Regions from separate parts of the Homo sapiens genome. Here region 2 is linked to region 1. Evidence: chromatin loops called from intact Hi-C (ENCODE). Cell type or tissue: gastrocnemius medialis. All regions are shown on one strand. Links, peaks and the distances in the headings refer to the core of each region. The heading gives the core; the rest is flanking DNA.

Evidence for each region. A loop is a pair of places that touch in the nucleus more often than their neighbours do. Peaks named below come from ENCODE experiments on the same cell type or tissue, not always from the same donor. Only the 100,000 strongest peaks of a DNase experiment are listed, where the experiment ranks them.
Region 2: a loop joins it to region 1, with 2.8 times the contacts of the local background. A loop is called at or near these places in 5 of 110 quality-filtered maps.

The regions. Positions count from the first base shown.
Region 1 is chr9:121,982,047-121,990,377 of GRCh38, reverse strand. It overlaps TTLL11 (tubulin tyrosine ligase like 11), which reads left to right. Exons shown (of 9, transcript NM_001139442.2): 4 at 608-1,183. Among named protein-coding and RNA genes, the nearest start is that of TTLL11, 110 kb to the left of the region's middle. RefSeq lists an enhancer at 4,141-4,642. In gastrocnemius medialis, for the core only: a CTCF peak has its summit at 4,157; DNase peaks (open chromatin) are centred at 1,239, 3,571, 4,037 and 5,407; H3K27ac peaks cover 4,376 bases.
Region 2 is chr9:121,606,198-121,614,528 of GRCh38, reverse strand. It overlaps a transcript of DAB2IP not described here. Among named protein-coding and RNA genes, the nearest start is that of DAB2IP, 41 kb to the left of the region's middle. In gastrocnemius medialis, for the core only: a CTCF peak has its summit at 3,965; DNase peaks (open chromatin) are centred at 1,308, 1,918, 4,538, 6,928 and 4 weaker places; H3K4me3 peaks cover 556 bases; H3K27ac peaks cover 8,000 bases.

The sequences.
Region 1 (8,331 bases), core at 246-8,245:
AATCCTCAAAACAACCTTTCTCCTATTTCACAGATGGAAAGGGTGTAGATAACTTAAGTCACTTGTCCAAGGCTGCAGGGTAAGGAGCAGGGCCAGTGTCTGAGCCCAGGCCATCTGACTCCAACACCCATGCCCTCAGCAACTGCTGTACCCTCTCTGTTCCTGACATAAAAAGACACAACCATATTTTCTGTGAGGGTTAGATGAGCTAATTAGGTAAGTGCCTGATATAGTGCCTGGCATTTCACAGGCGCTCATAAATGATATTAGCTCACCATCATTATCATTCTCAGCACTATTATTAGTTATATGACCTGTTCAAAGTGGTAGCTAATAACTGGCGAAACAGGATTTGAACCCAGGTCTTGTGACTGCCAGTCCACTACACTCTCCACCTCGCTCTGGAGCACAAGACTGGGGACAGTCCTGATGTCACCATCTCAGTACCTTGTGCAGTGTCATCTCCATGGAAGATGCTCAGCCCCTGCTCAGATCGGCAGGGATCATCTTGTCACTCATTCACCACACATTTGCTAAGGCCTTGCTCTGTGTTAGGGATCCAGAGGGAAAACAATATAATGTCGGCCATCCTTTTTTCCCCCTCCAGGTTCAAATGGTGAAAGACGATGACCCCTCCTGGAAGCCCACTTTTATCGTGAAACCTGATGGTGGTTGTCAGGGTGATGGAATCTACCTCATTAAAGACCCCAGTGACATCCGCCTGGCAGGGACCCTCCAGAGCAGGCCAGCGGTGGTCCAGGAGTACATCTGCAAACCTCTCCTTATCGACAAGCTCAAGTTTGATATTCGTCTGTATGTCTTACTCAAGTCCTTAGACCCCTTAGAGATTTATATAGCCAAAGACGGACTCTCTAGGTTTTGTACCGAGCCATATCAGGAGCCCACCCCCAAAAACCTGCACCGCATCTTTATGCACTTAACCAACTATTCACTGAACATCCACAGCGGCAACTTCATCCACTCGGACAGTGCTAGCACTGGCAGCAAAAGGACTTTTTCCAGCATCCTTTGTAGACTGTCTTCCAAAGGCGTTGACATCAAGAAGGTCTGGTCTGACATCATCTCCGTGGTGATTAAGACGGTCATCGCGCTGACTCCAGAGCTCAAAGTCTTCTACCAGTCAGACATCCCCACGGGGAGGCCGGGCCCCACGTGCTTCCAGGTAACCATTGCCAGTTCCCAGCCTGCGTTTCCAGCCTTGACCGGCCTCAAGAGGGCTCTCTGGCTTCGTGTAGGATGAGTGATCGGGGTGGGATGGCCAGAGGAGGGGACAGTGTTGGTGGTGCTGTGGGCTTGGGTGTTAAACCTGGGCCCAACTTCCAAGCTTTCTGTTTGCTCCCTGTGTGATTTGGGGCAAGCTACTTCCCCTCTGTTACCTGTAAAATGAAATGAAGAATACCTATCTTAAAAGGTTCTTGTAAGAATTAAATGAGATAACACATGTAAAGCAGAGTTTTACATTCATTCGTTTACTCATTCATTCATTCACTTACTCATTCAACAACCTTTGCCACATGCTTAGTAGCGGTCAGACATTGTCCTGGGTTCTATTGAGACAGCAAGTCAGGGCCTTGCTTGCTGATGCATAGAGTCTGTTGTGAGAGACATATAATTTAAAAAGCAATGATTATGGAGGGTTTTAAATGCTAGAGTAGAATAAGAAACGTCTGAGGTGCTGAGATCGTGGGGCCACGTAACATTCTCTGGGCGGGAGTGGCGTGGTCAGGGAAGGCTTCCCAGAAGAAATAGCAGTTGAACTGAAACCTGGAGCGAGAGTTAGATGAAGCAGGAGAAACTGGGTAGGGGTAGGGGAGGCAAAGGGTTCCAGGTGGAAATGTGCTGAAGCCAGAGGGGTGAGTGGGAAGCAGGAGGCACTGGAAGAGGTTGAGTATGGTTGCTGGGTGGGGTTTAAGGCAGAGATGCGGGGGAGATGAGGGAAGGTGAGGTGGGAGAGAAAGGTAGGGGCTGTGTCGAGAGCCTGGGTATTGGTTCGGGGGGGTGGTCCCTGGAGAATTTTAAGCAGGGGAAAGATGCATTCCAATTTGTATGTTTCAAAGAACAGTGTCTACAGAGTAGAGAACACACTGAGACAAGGCTGGAAGTGGGGAGGTCCCTAGGAGACAGTTGCTTTCACATAAGCTGGAGAGGATGGTGGTATGGACTGGGAAGGTTGTGGTGAAGGTAGGGGGGATAGACAGATCTGGGTGCCAGGGAAGGAGCAAGAAGGGCTCAGCTTGGTGACTGGATGAGGCTGGAGAGAGAGGAGAGATGGTGGCAGTGAGGGCAGGGAGAACCTGAGGCTGATGTGCAGGTGGCTTGGGTACTTGCATGGATGGAGGCCCCGGAAGAGGACCAGGCTGTTGGGGGAAGGTTGGGAGTTGGACTTAAAGTGCCTATGTGACATCCAAGTGGAGAGATTAAGGGGACAATTGGCTATTTGGAGCTTGGAGTTCAGGAGACAGAGGCCTGGGTTGGGGACAGAGATGAGAACTCATCAGCAAATGGTGACCAAAGAGGGTGACGAGAAGACTGAGAAGACACCTGTGGGAATCACATTTCACTAAGGGAAAGGCAGGGGAGGGGGAGGGAGCCAGGAAAGGAGGCCAAGAAGCAGTGTCTTGAGATAGAATAAATATCAGGAGAGAAGGAGCCGGAATGGCAAGGATGAGGTGCCTGGGGAAGCAGACAGGGTCAGCGCTTCAAATGCTGCTGAGACGCCGGGCAAGACCAGCACTGAAACTGTCCTCTCCACTCGTAAGGAGTTGACTGGAGACTTCAGTGAGAATTGTCTTCAGCAGAGCGATGGAGCCAGGGCCAGAGTCTGGTGGACTCAGCCAGAGTGTGGGAGGGAAGGGAATGAGGCTGGAACATTCTTACAGGCCATTCAGCTGTGACAGTGCAGGGTGGGGAGACGTGGTGTCCAGACACTCCATAGGTACACACTTTCCTGCCCCCAGATCAATCAGTGTGGGTAGGAGGAGAGAAGAAGGGGTACCTCTGGGACCCTCTCCATCTAATCCTTAAAGTCATTTTGTAGCATTTGATATATATGAAAAAAGAATACATGGAACATACTTGTAAGCCATGAAGCCAAACAACAAAATGATTATCTCAAACCTTCCTCCCAACCCAAGATCTCCAACTAGTGTGTTTCTGCCCCAAACCATGTCCCTGCCCAGCCCTGGGGTAGACATTACCCTGAATTTTATGTTGATTATTTCCTTGCTTTTGAAAATACTTTTATTAGGCATGAATGTATCCCTAAACAATATATTGTTTTGTTTTGCTTGTTTTTGAGTTTTATAAAAATGCTATTATAAAGTATGGCGTCTTCTGCAACATTCTTTTCCACTACACATAAGGTTTCCAAGGTCCACCCATGCTGGTGGGGGTCGTGGGTACTGCCTCATTTGCACTGTTATAGATTCCATTGTGAATATGCACAATTTATTATCAGTTCTTCTGTCAAGGAACATTTGGGTTATTTCCAGTCTATGGCAAGCAGGTGACAGGTCTCTTGGGACAAGAAGTGAGAACGGAGGGAGTGGGGCAGTGTCTCTAGTGGATGGGGCATTCATTCAACAGCAGAAGAGGAGGCTGGTCCCAAAGTGCAGCCTCAAACCCAGAGAGGACACCCCAGGGGCTAGGCGCCAGCCAGCAGGATTTCCAGGCAGGCTGGCGGCACCTTTTGGAGGGCTATTCAGGCCATGATCAGTACCAGGAAGGGGTAATTGCCACCCAGAAATCTGTCCTGAGAAACTGGACCCCTGGCCTTTGGTTCCCAGGGAGGATGCACAGCTCAGCCATCAGGTAGGTGGCTTAAAACATTAGAAAGGAGAAAAGGGAAGAACTTAGAGGTAGGGCCAGAGAAAACAAGTCCTGACGTAAGCCATCAAAAAGCTAGGGTCAAGGAGATAAGTTGCAACGTGGACACGTCCAGGGGTCATCCCGGGGGACCATGTGGTCAGATCTGTTTGACAATGACAGCTATTCTAGGACTATCATGTGGGCCCGGCATGCAGAGCCAAGCCACAGAGCCCTGGCTTGGACCGAGTGGCAGGGTGGAGGGCCAGGCTGGTTGTTTTGCTGCATGTCTTGCTATGGACAGGCCACATGGGGCAGCCATCAGTGGGGCCCAAGCTGTGGGGAGCTGGTGGAGGGGGCAGACAGGGAGGGAGCCACTGGTTTGGACAGATCATGTCTGCAAGTGGAACCACAGTCTTGGGACTGTTTCCCACTGCTTGACCACACTAAATGCTTCCAGGCCTGGGCCAGAGGAGGAGCATGGGGGGAGACGCCAGGATCAAGGAAGCGCTTTTCCTCTTCCCAGCTGTGCGAACTTGGGCATGTTTCTTCACCACTCTGAGCCTCTGCTTCTTTCTCTGTAAATCACCTACGCTCACTTCCCTGCCTGCCTTTTATTGTGAAGTAATGTGGGTGACAACACTTTGACAGGGTATAAGGTGTTAGATATTTGGAATTTGTCTTACCATACATTTCAGATTCCCAGTCATTAAGGGAGAAAATGGTATCCTTGGGCCGGGCGCGGTGGCTCACGCCTGTAATCCCAGCACTTTGGGAGGCCGAGGCAGGCGGATCACGAGGTCAGGAGATCGAGTCCATCCTGGCTAACATGGTGAAACCCCATCTTTACTAAAAAAAATTACAAAAAATTAGCCGGGTGTTGAGGCAGGCACCTGTAGTCCCAGCTACTTGGGAGGCTGAGGCAGGAGAATGGTGTGAACCCGGGAGGCGGAGCTTGCAGTGAGCCGAGATCGCGCCACTGCACTCCAGCCTGGGTGACAGAGCGAGACTCAGTCTCAAAAAAAAAAAAAAAAAAAAAGAAAAGAAAATGGTATCCTTTTCTCCTTGGAGCCCTCTCTTACTTTATTCTTATCACTTGTAAGAACACTTTTGAGTTTGGGTCTCACATACCTGAGCTGACTTGGAACCTAGAGATTAAGGGACCCGGTTAGGTTCTGCCATTGACTTGCTGTGTATTCTTGTATAAGTCACTTAACTTCTCTGTGCCTCATCTTCCTTGCCTACCTCAAAGGGTTGTTGTCAAATTCCAATGAGATAAAGATTGTGAATGGCTTTTCAAGCTGTAATGTTCCGTGCAGATAGAACACATGACTTCTTTGCCACACAGCCCCTCTCGCTTGTTGCCTGGGCTTGACTCAGATTGCAGCATTCCAGAACATAAACTCTAGCCAAAGAAATTACATTTATCTTAAACATGTGACGGTGACCCCTTTCCAATCATAGCCACAATAACTACTTGGGAAATTGTGATGGCACAGAGCAGTTGCGGGCACTGCTCAGGCTGTGGGCAGGTTTCCTGTAATCTGCTGCTGAGGAACGTGGCTTCCCTGTCATTCCAGCCTGTCCCCTGTCATTGCCTAGGTAGCTCCCAGCAACATATCCTCATGTCAGCCTTCTTGAGGGTACCAGTGTGACTCTGACTTATACAGCAAGGCCTGTCTCAGTGTAGATGAATCATATGGCAGAAATAACACATGCAGAGGAAAGGCTTCCAGCTCAGCTTTCAAGAACGTTCTTTCCCAGTTCCATTGCTTGGTCTGTATCTTCTTCTAGCTCCCTGTATCTAATTATCTCCTTGGCCATGATCCTTTTGCTTAGATGCCTGAAGGAGATGCTCTTCCTAAATCCTAAGATGTTTCTCCTCTTTATTCTTTGTTTTTTTGACCTCCTCCTTACCCTTCAGCCAGTCACCCCAAGGGAAGAAGGCCAAGGAGCAATGCAGTGAGTGGTCAAGGGCTTGGATTTGGTTCTTAGACGGCCTGGGTTTGGGCTAACCCTGGCACCTCTAGCTGGTCTGCTTGGCAAGTTAACAATTCTTAGTCTCAGCTTCCTTATCTGCAGTTAGAGACCATATTTGTACCTCCCTCTCAGAATTATTGTAAGCACAAATAAGAGCAAACTAGGAAGAATATTTAGCACAGCACCTAACACATAGGAATCACTTAATAAATGACAGTTTTTATGTTTATTCCATTGTTTGTTATCTGTAACCACAACAGCTCTCAAATTTGTCTATGATGAAGTGCCTTAAAGTTGTAAGAAACCATGAAATATTCACATTTTAAACCTAACAGGAACACAAGTGTTCCAAGGAGTATAGTTTGAAAACCATCTCCTTAGCCTGGCATTTGTCACCCCTGACCCCAACCCCAGTCTAGCTTCCCTGTACCCTCCCTGAGCTCTGCAGTCTTGAAAAACAGATCCAATTGCTGTCTTGGACATAATTTGTGCTTTCCCATTGCTGCCCTTTGATTCTCTTCTGTCTCGGCTGACCTGGCATGCTCTCTCTCATTCTTGCTGTTTCTTGAACTTCAACGCCTTCTAAGGTGCTATTCAAGCCCCACCTCCTAGATAAACCCTTTCTCCAGAAACAACTTCTGATATTTCAGCTTTTTCTTCCTTTGGACTCTAACACATTCCCTGGGCACCCACTAAGACAAGCCCTGAGCTAGTATGGGCATGTGGTTATGGATAAGACAAGGTCCCTGCTCTGAGGGGGCACACAGTGTAATGGGGAGAGCTGACTCATGAGAACTCCAGTCCCTTGTAAGAAAGAAATGCTATGAGAGGGTCCATGTGGGATGCTGGGAGAGCCCAGAAAAGGGAGTCGCTAACTTTGCCTAACCCTGTCAGGGAAGGCTTCCCAGAGGAGGAGATGCTTAAGCTGGAGCGTAAAGCATGAAGAAGGGTTTGCCAAGCAGAATATGATAGAAGGATACACTCCAGTTTCCCTCCTACCTCCCTGGCTGCTGCTTCTCAGCCTCTTCTTCTGGACCTGTCAGTGTTGGAGAGTCTCAGGCCTCCATCCTTGGAAAGGTGTCCCCCTATTCACAATCACTCCTAAATGATCCCGCGTAGCCCCCATGGCCTTAAGCACCAGCTCTACGCTACTGGCGCCTATAGCTGTATTTCCAGTCCTGACCTTTCCTTGAGCTCCAGATTGGTATATCCCAGTGCCCACTTTAATTTTCTACTTGGATAGTTAATAGCCATCAAACACTGAACACGTCCAAAGTCAAGCTCTTGACTTCCTTCCCAAACCTACTCTCTATCGTCTTTACTGTTTCAGTAAACAAATGGCATTCAGTCAGTCACTCAGACCAACAGCCTGAGACATCCTTCTTTTTTCTGTTTCCCTCCTTCATACATCCAATCCATAAGCAACTCTTGCAAATATCCTTTAAAATATTCCCAAATGTAACCGCTTCTAACCAACTCCACTGTTGCCATCCCAGTCTAGGCAGCCATCACCTCGCACTTGAATGGCTGCCATAGCCACCCTTACTGCCTATAGCCTATTTTTCTCACTGTAGCCAAGGAGATGCTTTAAAACACAAGGTGGATCCAGTTACTTTCCTCACTGAAACCCTCCAATGGCTTTTTCATTGCACTTACAATCCTGGCTCCTTCTCATGGTCTACAAGATGCAGCGCCATCTGCCCCTTGTCTATCTGACCTCATCTTCCGCCACTCTCCGTTTCGCTCACTCTTTGCTATTCTTTGGAAGAGGCCTTTGTTCTTGCTGTTCCCTCTCCCTGGAATGCTCTTCCCCAGCTATTCAAACATGACTTATTCTTTTTTTTTTTTTTTTTTTGAGTTGGAGTTTCACTCTTGTTGACCCAGGCTGGAGTGCAATGGCACTCACTCACTGCAACCTCTGCCTCCTGGGTTCAAGCGATTCTCCTGCCCCAGCCTCCCAAGTAGCTGGATTACAGCTACCCGCCACCACGCCCAGAGAATTTTTAAAAAATATTTTTAGTAGAGACAGGGTTTCACCATGTTGGTGAGGCTGGTCTTGAACTCCTGACCTCAGGTGATCCACCCGCCTCGGCCTCCCAAAGTGCTGGGATTACAGGTGTGAGCCACCATGCCCAGCCCAAAAATGACTTATTCTCTCACTTTATTTAGCCCCTGTCCATATGTCACCTCCCTGAGACTTTTGCTTCTGGTGATGAGGGAGTAACAATAACCTCCTTCTGCAAACAACTAGACTACCAGAAATATATATGAGTGTGTACATGAAAGAAACATTTTCAGACTTTGGACCACAGATAGCTCAGCACTGTGATCTCTGAGAAAAAGGGGAAAAAACAAGGTGAGTCTTATGGTTGCCTCAGCTTTTCATCTGGGGGCAATTTTTGGAATATGGACACAGAGGAGGTAAACCTAAACAGCATCCAGTGACCTCATTGAGTTGAGGAGTTGAAGATTGAAGTTTGGGAAGGCTAAGGTAGCTGGAATTTGTGGGGCAGAATTACAGAAAGG
Region 2 (8,331 bases), core at 291-8,290, 380 kb after region 1:
TCTCTACTGAAAATACAAAAATTAGCCAGGCATGGTGGCACATGCCTGTAATCCCAGCTACTTGGGAGGCTGAGGCAGGAGAATCACTTGAACCTAGGAGGCAGAGGTTGCAGTGAGCCGAAACCATGCCATTGCACTCCAGCCTCGGCAACAGAGCGAGACTCCCTCTCAAAAAAAAAAAAAAAAAAAAAGAAAAGAAAGAAGTGCAAAGGTGGGAGAGTCCTGGACACATTAGGTCCTGGTTATCATCTTGCAAGAAGGAGGTCAAGGCTAGAAAGGTAGGATGGGAAGGGTCTTTGGGTAAAGAACACGATGAGGATCCCTGAGTTAAAAGTAATGGCTTACTTACCAGTGCTTACCATGTGCCAGGCATTGTGTGAAGCAAAACTATTACAACATAGACCTATGAAGCCGGTTATCTTGTATCCTTTGTTTTAGAACCCAGGAAAATTAAGTGGCCGCAGTTAATTCCTGCAGCTACTAAGTGGCAGGGCAGGGATCTGAAGCCCCCCAGCACATCAGTTTCAACCCCATGTCTTTATCCAATCTGCTTCTCCACCCTAGAGCCATGAGGGACAGGGCAGAAGCCAACACCATCAACACTATCAAGCTGCGGAGAAGAGCCACTGATTTCTTGCCATCTGAAGACTTCTCCCTGTGCCTTGATTTTTAATTTGTATGCCATTGGACAGAATTTCTCCAACAAGTGCATAGGTCATTTGTTCTGAATATTTAAAAGGAGTCTTTTCAACTATCCCAGCACTTCTCCAATAAGTGCACAGGTCATTTGTTCTGTATTTAAAGGGAGCCTTTTCAACTATCCCTCCGCGAGTTTGCGAGAAGTTGCCCAAACACCAAAAACCACATGTGGCCAAACACATCAACATCCTCGACAAGATTTATGTTCCAAGCACGTGGCTGCTGCCTTGATTTATGGGGCCAGTGGAGCTGATCTAAGAGGAAGCGAACCTCTCAGGGGAAGGAGACATCATCATCATCAAATATCTCAATAATCATCTCAATCACAGTAAAAAAAAGGCACCGGGCCACTTCCTGCCCTAGCACTGGAAAGGAAGTGAAATTATTTGCCGCAATTCAATTTGGTAATTAACTAAACAATGCAAAGAGAAATTCCAGCAAGGATATAAATACTTTAAAAATCCCTGCACTAGTTGGTGAGGAGGATGTCAACAACAAACAGGAACTCCAGGGAAGGCAAGAGGCAAGGGCAGTCAGGTCGGGGTAAGGTGGGTCCCAAGCTAAAAACAACAGTGGCCAAGGTGGTTTATAATTACAGACACTACTTCATGCCAGCTCTGTGCTAAGCACTTTACACACATTACCTCACCGAAGCCTCAAAACACTGAGGAGCCCAGGCAGCTGCAGAAGGACCTGCCTGAGGGCACACAGTGGGAAGTGACAGACTCAACTCTTATCCCAAACCTGCATCTTCTCCTTCCACATCCCTCTGTTTCCTGTCCGAAAGCATAGCCTAGATAAATGGGGCTCTAGGAATAGCCAGGACAAATGGGGAAACTGAGGCAGGATTTGACATCCCCCCTCCCCACACCTCCCCAAGTGTCCTAACTGCCAAGCTTGGGGGCTCCCAGCTGACCTGGCTGCAAGACTCCGATGGAGAACTGGGTAAGCTCGGGAAAAGTGATTTTGCAATCCTGTTTGCAGAAACCTGAGCAGTTGTCCTCCTGGGCCTGGCTCTAGCCTTTCTTCCTCTGGGAAACCCACTTGACCTCTTACCTCCCCCCACCAACACGTACACACAACACACAAACACACACACACTGCTGTCTACAGCAACTTCACCAATTTGTGGCTTCCCCAAAGGCTGAGCAGGCTCTCTCTCTAAGGAGGACCCTGGCGGTTCTCGGAAGGGAGAGAGGGAGGAGCAGCAGCTGAGACTTGTTGGAGTTCCGCCCTGCCCCACCTTTACCCCGCATGCCTGCTTCAACAGACACTCACCCCGGTGACTTACACAGCAGAAACAAGCTCACGGGGACTGTGGATACCATGCAAAAGATAAATTTCAAGCACCTTAAAGAAATCTTTTTCTCTATTATCCCCTTTCTCTATTCATCAAAGCAGCTCCCTTAAAAACCCATGTTCAGACACCTTTTTTGGCCAATTTGAGACCCTGTGTATCTCCAAGAGAAAAATCATTCACATTAAAAATAATAATTTTTTTTTGAGGCAGGGTCTCACTCTGCTACCAAAGTGGGAGTGCAGTGGTACGATCACGGCTCCGGCTCGCTGCAGCCTCAACCTCCTCCCGGACTTAAGCGATCCTCCCACCTCAGCCTCCAGAGTAGCTGGGACTACAGGCACACACCACCAGCCCCAGGTAATTTTTTTTTTTTTGTAGAGACAGGGTTTTGCTATGTTTCCCAGGCTGGTAGATTGACTCTTTAATTCAGATCTTCCCCTACCCAGAACTACCTTCACCAAAGGCAGTAAGTTCTGGAAAGGGGTATGGCCAGAGGATCCCAAGACTGCTATAAAGTGCATTAAGAAGACCATCAGTAATAATAATGCAAATAATAAGTAATAACAAAACTGCAGCATTTATTAAATGTTTATGATGTGCAGACACTGTACTGTGTTCTTTCTTTGCACGTATAATTTTAATCTAGGCTGGGCACAGTGGCTCATGCCTGTAATCCCAGCACTTTGGGAGGCCGAGGCAGGTGGATCACTTGAGGCCAGGAGTTTGAGACCACCCTGGCAAACATGGTGAAACCCTGTCTCTACTAAAAATACAAAAATTAGCTGACTGTGGTGGCACACACCTATAATCCTAGCTACTCAGGAGGTTGAGGCAGGAGAATCACTTGAACCCAGGAGGCAGAGGTTGCAGTGAGCCGAAATCACACCACTGCACTCCAGCCTGGGCAACAAAGTGAGACCCTGTCTCAAAAAATTAAAAAATAATAATAATATAATAACAGCCCTAAAAAATAGGTATTATTATCCGCAATTTATAGTTAAGAATACTGAGGATCAGAGAAATAAGATAACTTTGTCCAAGGTCAAACAGCTGGTAGGTAGAGCAGCCAGAACCCAAAGCCAGGTCTGTCTGATGGACCTTAGACCACACACACACCCTTAGCCTGTCTGCTGTACTCAGCTTCCTTGGGGTGGGAACGAGTTACTTGGTGCTTCCCCTAGCTCCTACTCCAAGCCCAGGATTCAGTGGCCATCAACAGATTTCTGTTCCAAATCTGAATCAAAACCTATGGTCAAGGCCAGGCATGGCAGCTCATGCCTGTAATCCCAACACTTTGGGAGGCTGAGGCAGCCAGATCACTTGAAGTCAGGAGTTCGAGACCAGCCTGGCCAACATGGCAAAATCTAGTTTCTACTAAAAATTACAATTAGCCGGGCGTGGTGGCAGGCACCTGTAATCCCAGCTACTCAGGGGGCTCAGGCAGGAGAATTGCTTGAACCCAGGAAGCAGAGGTTGCAGTGAGCCAAGATTGCACCACTCACTCCAGCATGGGTGATGGAGTGAGACTCTGTCTCAAAAACAAACAAACAAACAAACAAATCTTATGGTCACTCCACTCAAAAGGAAATCCCTTAGCGAGCCCCTGCCTTGAAGATACCTTCTAGGGGAGGATGGGAAAGGAATTACAATCAACATTCACAAAGCCAGTGACCTACAGGGGGTGGAAAGAGATGGGCCCAGGACTGGCGGTCCGTGAAACCATCTTCAAATACGCCCTTCCTCTCATGGAGCCTGCATACCGCTGTACCTGCTCTCCTCTGCGCCCCCCTCTGACTATTCAAGGACAGCACTACTCAAGGACAGTGGGGAGATGGAGAACGATATCAGCGTAGAAAAAGACCCTTCATCCATCACCTTCCCACCCCTCACGTGCTGAATTACACCTGGTTTCTCCATACTTACACTTCCACAATCCCTTAGGAGGTAGCCCTGCAGCTAGAGGGCAGGGCAGCAGAGTGCCTGACACGAGAGGCTTTGGAGTTGGGAAGACCTGCATTCCAACCCTGGCTCTGCCCTTCCCAGCTGGGTGACCTTAGGCAAGTCACTCCTCCTCTCTGGGACTCAGTTTCCTCATCTGCAAAACAGAGGTGAAAACAGGATCTCACAGGTCTATTGTGAGAACTAAATGGGCTGATGAGCCGAGTGGCTGGTCCATGGGAAGTACTCAGAAAGTGTGAGCTGCTAGGTATTATCATTACAGCCCAGAGAGGCCATGCACCGTACTCAGGGTCACACAGCCAATGTGAGGCAGAGCAAATGCTAACACCAGGTTCTGGCTCTGGTCCAAGCTCCTTCCTAACACAGAGCCACTATCCTGGGAAGCTGTGAGATGGCACAGTACAAGTGCTTATCATGGCTCAGCAGCTTCCCCAAGCCCACAGTTCATGAGCCAAGTACAAAGTCCCAACCAAAAGGTTTGTTTTTCTTATACACACACACACACACACACACATACACAAAATCAAGTAGCTCAGAGTGAAAGTTCCCAAACCTTGGCATCCTCCCCTATCCAGAGGTGAGTAGTGATCTCATCCCTGTGACTAAGCCACACCGACGCCAGGAGCCCTCTCTGGGAACCTGCAGGCTTGGCGTTGCTGGCTCCCAGCCCCAGGAGGAGCCAAGGCTGCAAAACTGGGATTCTTGCAGAGCTGGGAATTCTTGGCTCTTGGAGCTGAGAAGCAGGGTGGCTCTGAGAAGTGGGTGATGTTGCAGCCAAGGACCAAGATAGCCCTGGAGATCCAGGTTTGAATCCCAGCTCTGCCAGGAACTTGTCATGAAGTTTTAGGCAAACCCAGGCCTCTATCCCCCTAATTCTAAAATGGATAGATCGCACCAGAAGATTTCCAATGGTCTGTCCAGCTTACATCTTGCTTAGCTCCTGTCCTGCCCACCAGGGGCCTTGGCCTAGCTAGGGAAGGAGCAAAGAGTTAATAAACATACAAGTTAGAGGGCCATGGGCACTAAAATGTACAGAAAAGGTCAGTGTTGCTGGAACAATCAGTGCAGGATGCCTGGAGAAGTTGGGAGCCGAATGGGGGTCCCAAAGCGGGAGGGATGGAAGTGAGAAGTGGAGAAAACTGATCCTGGTGGTCTGGGAGCTTGTCAGTGGCAGGGTGTCAGATGCACTAGACAGCCTGTAAAAGTTTCAATGAGTCAGGTCGGGCTAGAACTTCAGCCACTACCTCCTCCCTGTCACTTAATTCCTCCCACCATGGGGAAGACAGACAGATGGACAACCAGGAGCACCTAGATTAAAAACTAGAAGGCTGGGCGCAGTGCCTCACACCTGTAATCACAGCACTTTGGGAGTTCGAGGCGGACGGAGCACCTGAGGTCGGGAGTTCAAGACCAGCCCGGCCAACATGGCAAAACCCCGTCTCTACTAAAAACACACAAAAAAATAGCTGGCCGTGATGGCACACACCTGTAGTCCCAGCTACCAGGGAGGCTGAGGCAGGAGAATCGCTTGAACCTGGGATGCAGAGGTTGCAGTGAGCCGAGATTGCGCCACTGCACTCTAGCCTGGGCGACAGAGCGAGACGCTGTCTCAAAAACAAACAAACAAACAAACAAACAAACAAAAACTAGAAAAAGCCGAGAAACCTAGTTACAGACTTTGCCCCAGAGGGGGCTCCTCCCCAAACCAAGAGGCAGCAGAAAACGGGGTGCTCCCCCTAGCACGATGCAAGGTTCCATAAGGAGAGGTCAGGATGGACAGGTGTCTTCTGAGGGTTTAAAAAATATATATTCTGTCAAACACCATAAAGTAATACCTACAGCAAAGCCAGTTAGCACATCATTGCAATGCATGGTTGTTACAGCAGGAAGCTACTGTGCTCTGTAATCCTCAATGGCTCCCTATTGCCTACAGCTTTATGTTCACTATCCTTATCATAGCATTCTAGGTCCTCGATTTGGGGTCCTGATGGTACTTTTCTGCTTTATTCCCATCACTACCTTACCCCCCCAACTCCTGCTCCAACCAGTTACAGTCCTCGGCTGCTCCCCAAGCCCATCATGAGCCTTTGCTCCCTGGGACCTCAATTCATTCTCAGTCTCCCTGCCATCCTTGCTGCTTTGCTTAAAAATCTACCCCTATTGTTTCCACCAACCCGCTTCCCTCCTGGAGCCTGTTGACTCTCATCTGGCTTCTCCTAAGAATATAAAACACAGACCTCAGGGGCTGAGGATCAGACAGGTTCTGCCACTGAATTTGGGGTACAGTCTCAAGTAAGAAATTGGGCACGCACCTCCACACGCTCATTTATAAAGCGGGCAGTGCAACCTCTCCCCACGTCAAAGGCTGCCGAGCCACTCAAGTGAGATAATGGAGCCATAGGGCTCTGCACAGCGTCAAGTGTGACACGAACTCAAGGGATTAGGGTGTCTATTTTTAACTCCCCACATCCTGGCTGAAAAACAAATCTCTCACACACCCTGCAGATCCCTATCAGAGGGGCTGACAGAGCCTTTTGGGAATTCTCTCCTCCCGGAAGCAGCGCCAGCTTTGATTGCGTTCCCTCTGCCGGGAAAGGCTCTGAGGTCCCTGCTCTGGCCAGGGCCTGCTTCCATTATGTCTTCTGGCTGGGTCCTGCTGCTCCCGGCAAACAGCCGTTGCCTGGTAGACTCAGTTGTCACACATTCTACAGCCAGTGATAGTCAGACAGGGTCACCAAAGATGCTGAGAAGAGTCCCTCATTCATCTGCTTATTTATTTACTTATTCACATTCCCTCCCCTCCCCTCTTAAGAGGTTGGTCTTGCTCCAGGGTCACCCAGAGGGGAAAACCATGAGGCACCTGTGCTAGGATGCCTCTGTCTAAGGACAGGGGCAGGGGCAGAGACAGATAAACTGATAAGGCAATAGTAAGTAGGACAGGAAGCAACAAAGGAACGATGGGGTGGTGACTCATGTCTGTAATCTCAGCACTTTGGGAGGCCAAAGTGGGAAGATTGCTTAAGTGGGAGGATTGCTTGAGGCCAGGAGTTCGCCAGCCTGGACAACACAGCAAGACCCCATCTCTACAAAAAATAAAAAAATTAGCTGGGCATGGTGGTGCTTGCCTGCAGTCCCAGCTACTTTGGAGGCTCAGATGGGAGGATTGCTTGAGCCCAGGAGTTCAAGCTACAGTGAGCCATGATTGTGGCACTGCACTCCAGCCTGGGTAACAGAGCAAGACACCATCTCAAAAAAATAAGAAAAACCCAAAGGAATGATAGGAGTATGTGAACATAAAACCAGACCATCATCAATCTCTCTCCTCTCCCTCCAGTACCCTAGCATCCATCAGACCTCACTCCAAGATGAGTCTTTACTAGGTATCAGCCACTGTCACCTACAAGGACAGGGGGCTTCCTACTTCAGGACAGAGATCTCTGACCTGGTCACCTGACCCATCTGCGCAGGTGTTCTCTACGTTCATAAGAACACTGCCGGCCAGGCATGGTGGCTCATGCCTATAATCCCAGCACTTTGGGAGGCCCAGGTGGGTGGATCACTTAAGGTCAGGAGTTTGAGACCAGCCTGACCAATATGGTGAAACCCTGTCTCTACTAAAAATATGAAAATTAGCCAGGCATGGTGGCATGCACCTGTAGTCCCAACTACTCGGGAGGCTGAGACAGGAGAACTGCATGAACCCAGGAGGCAGAGGTTGCAGTGAGCTGAGATCACGCTACTGCACTCCAGCCTGGGCAACAGAGCGAGACTCCATCTCAAGAAAAAAAAAAAAACAAAAAACAAAGAACGCTGCCATTCTCCCTGGTCCCACCTCCCTCACCCCCCACTGCCTGAGTTCACACTCATCCAATGATGGTAACAGGGAAAATGATCCCAACACAAGAATGTCAAAGAAAAAAAAATCCTCACTCTGAATTGGGAGCCGTCAATAAGGAGAGCCTCCTTCCAACAGCCACTCTGAGCCCTGCCCGTGAGCACTGGACCTGGAGTGAGGGGAGTCAGGGAAGTCCTGAGCTGCATCCTTCCAGCCATGGGAGCTGAGCTGTGTTTCTCAGAGCCTTGGTTTCCTCAGCAGAAAGTCACAGGGGGACTGGGAGGGGACCCTCTGCAGAAAGCACCTTGCACACCAGAAAGTGTGATATAAATGCTTTGTGCTGTAGCATACATTATTATTATTATTATTATTGAGACAGAATCTCACTCTGTCACCCAGGCTGGAGTGCAGTGGTGCCATCTCAGGTCACTGCAACCTCCACCTCTTGGGTTCAAGCAATTCTCCTGCCTCAGCCTCCTGAGTAGCTGGGATTACAGGCATGCACCACCACACCTGGCTAATTTCTTTCTTTATTTTT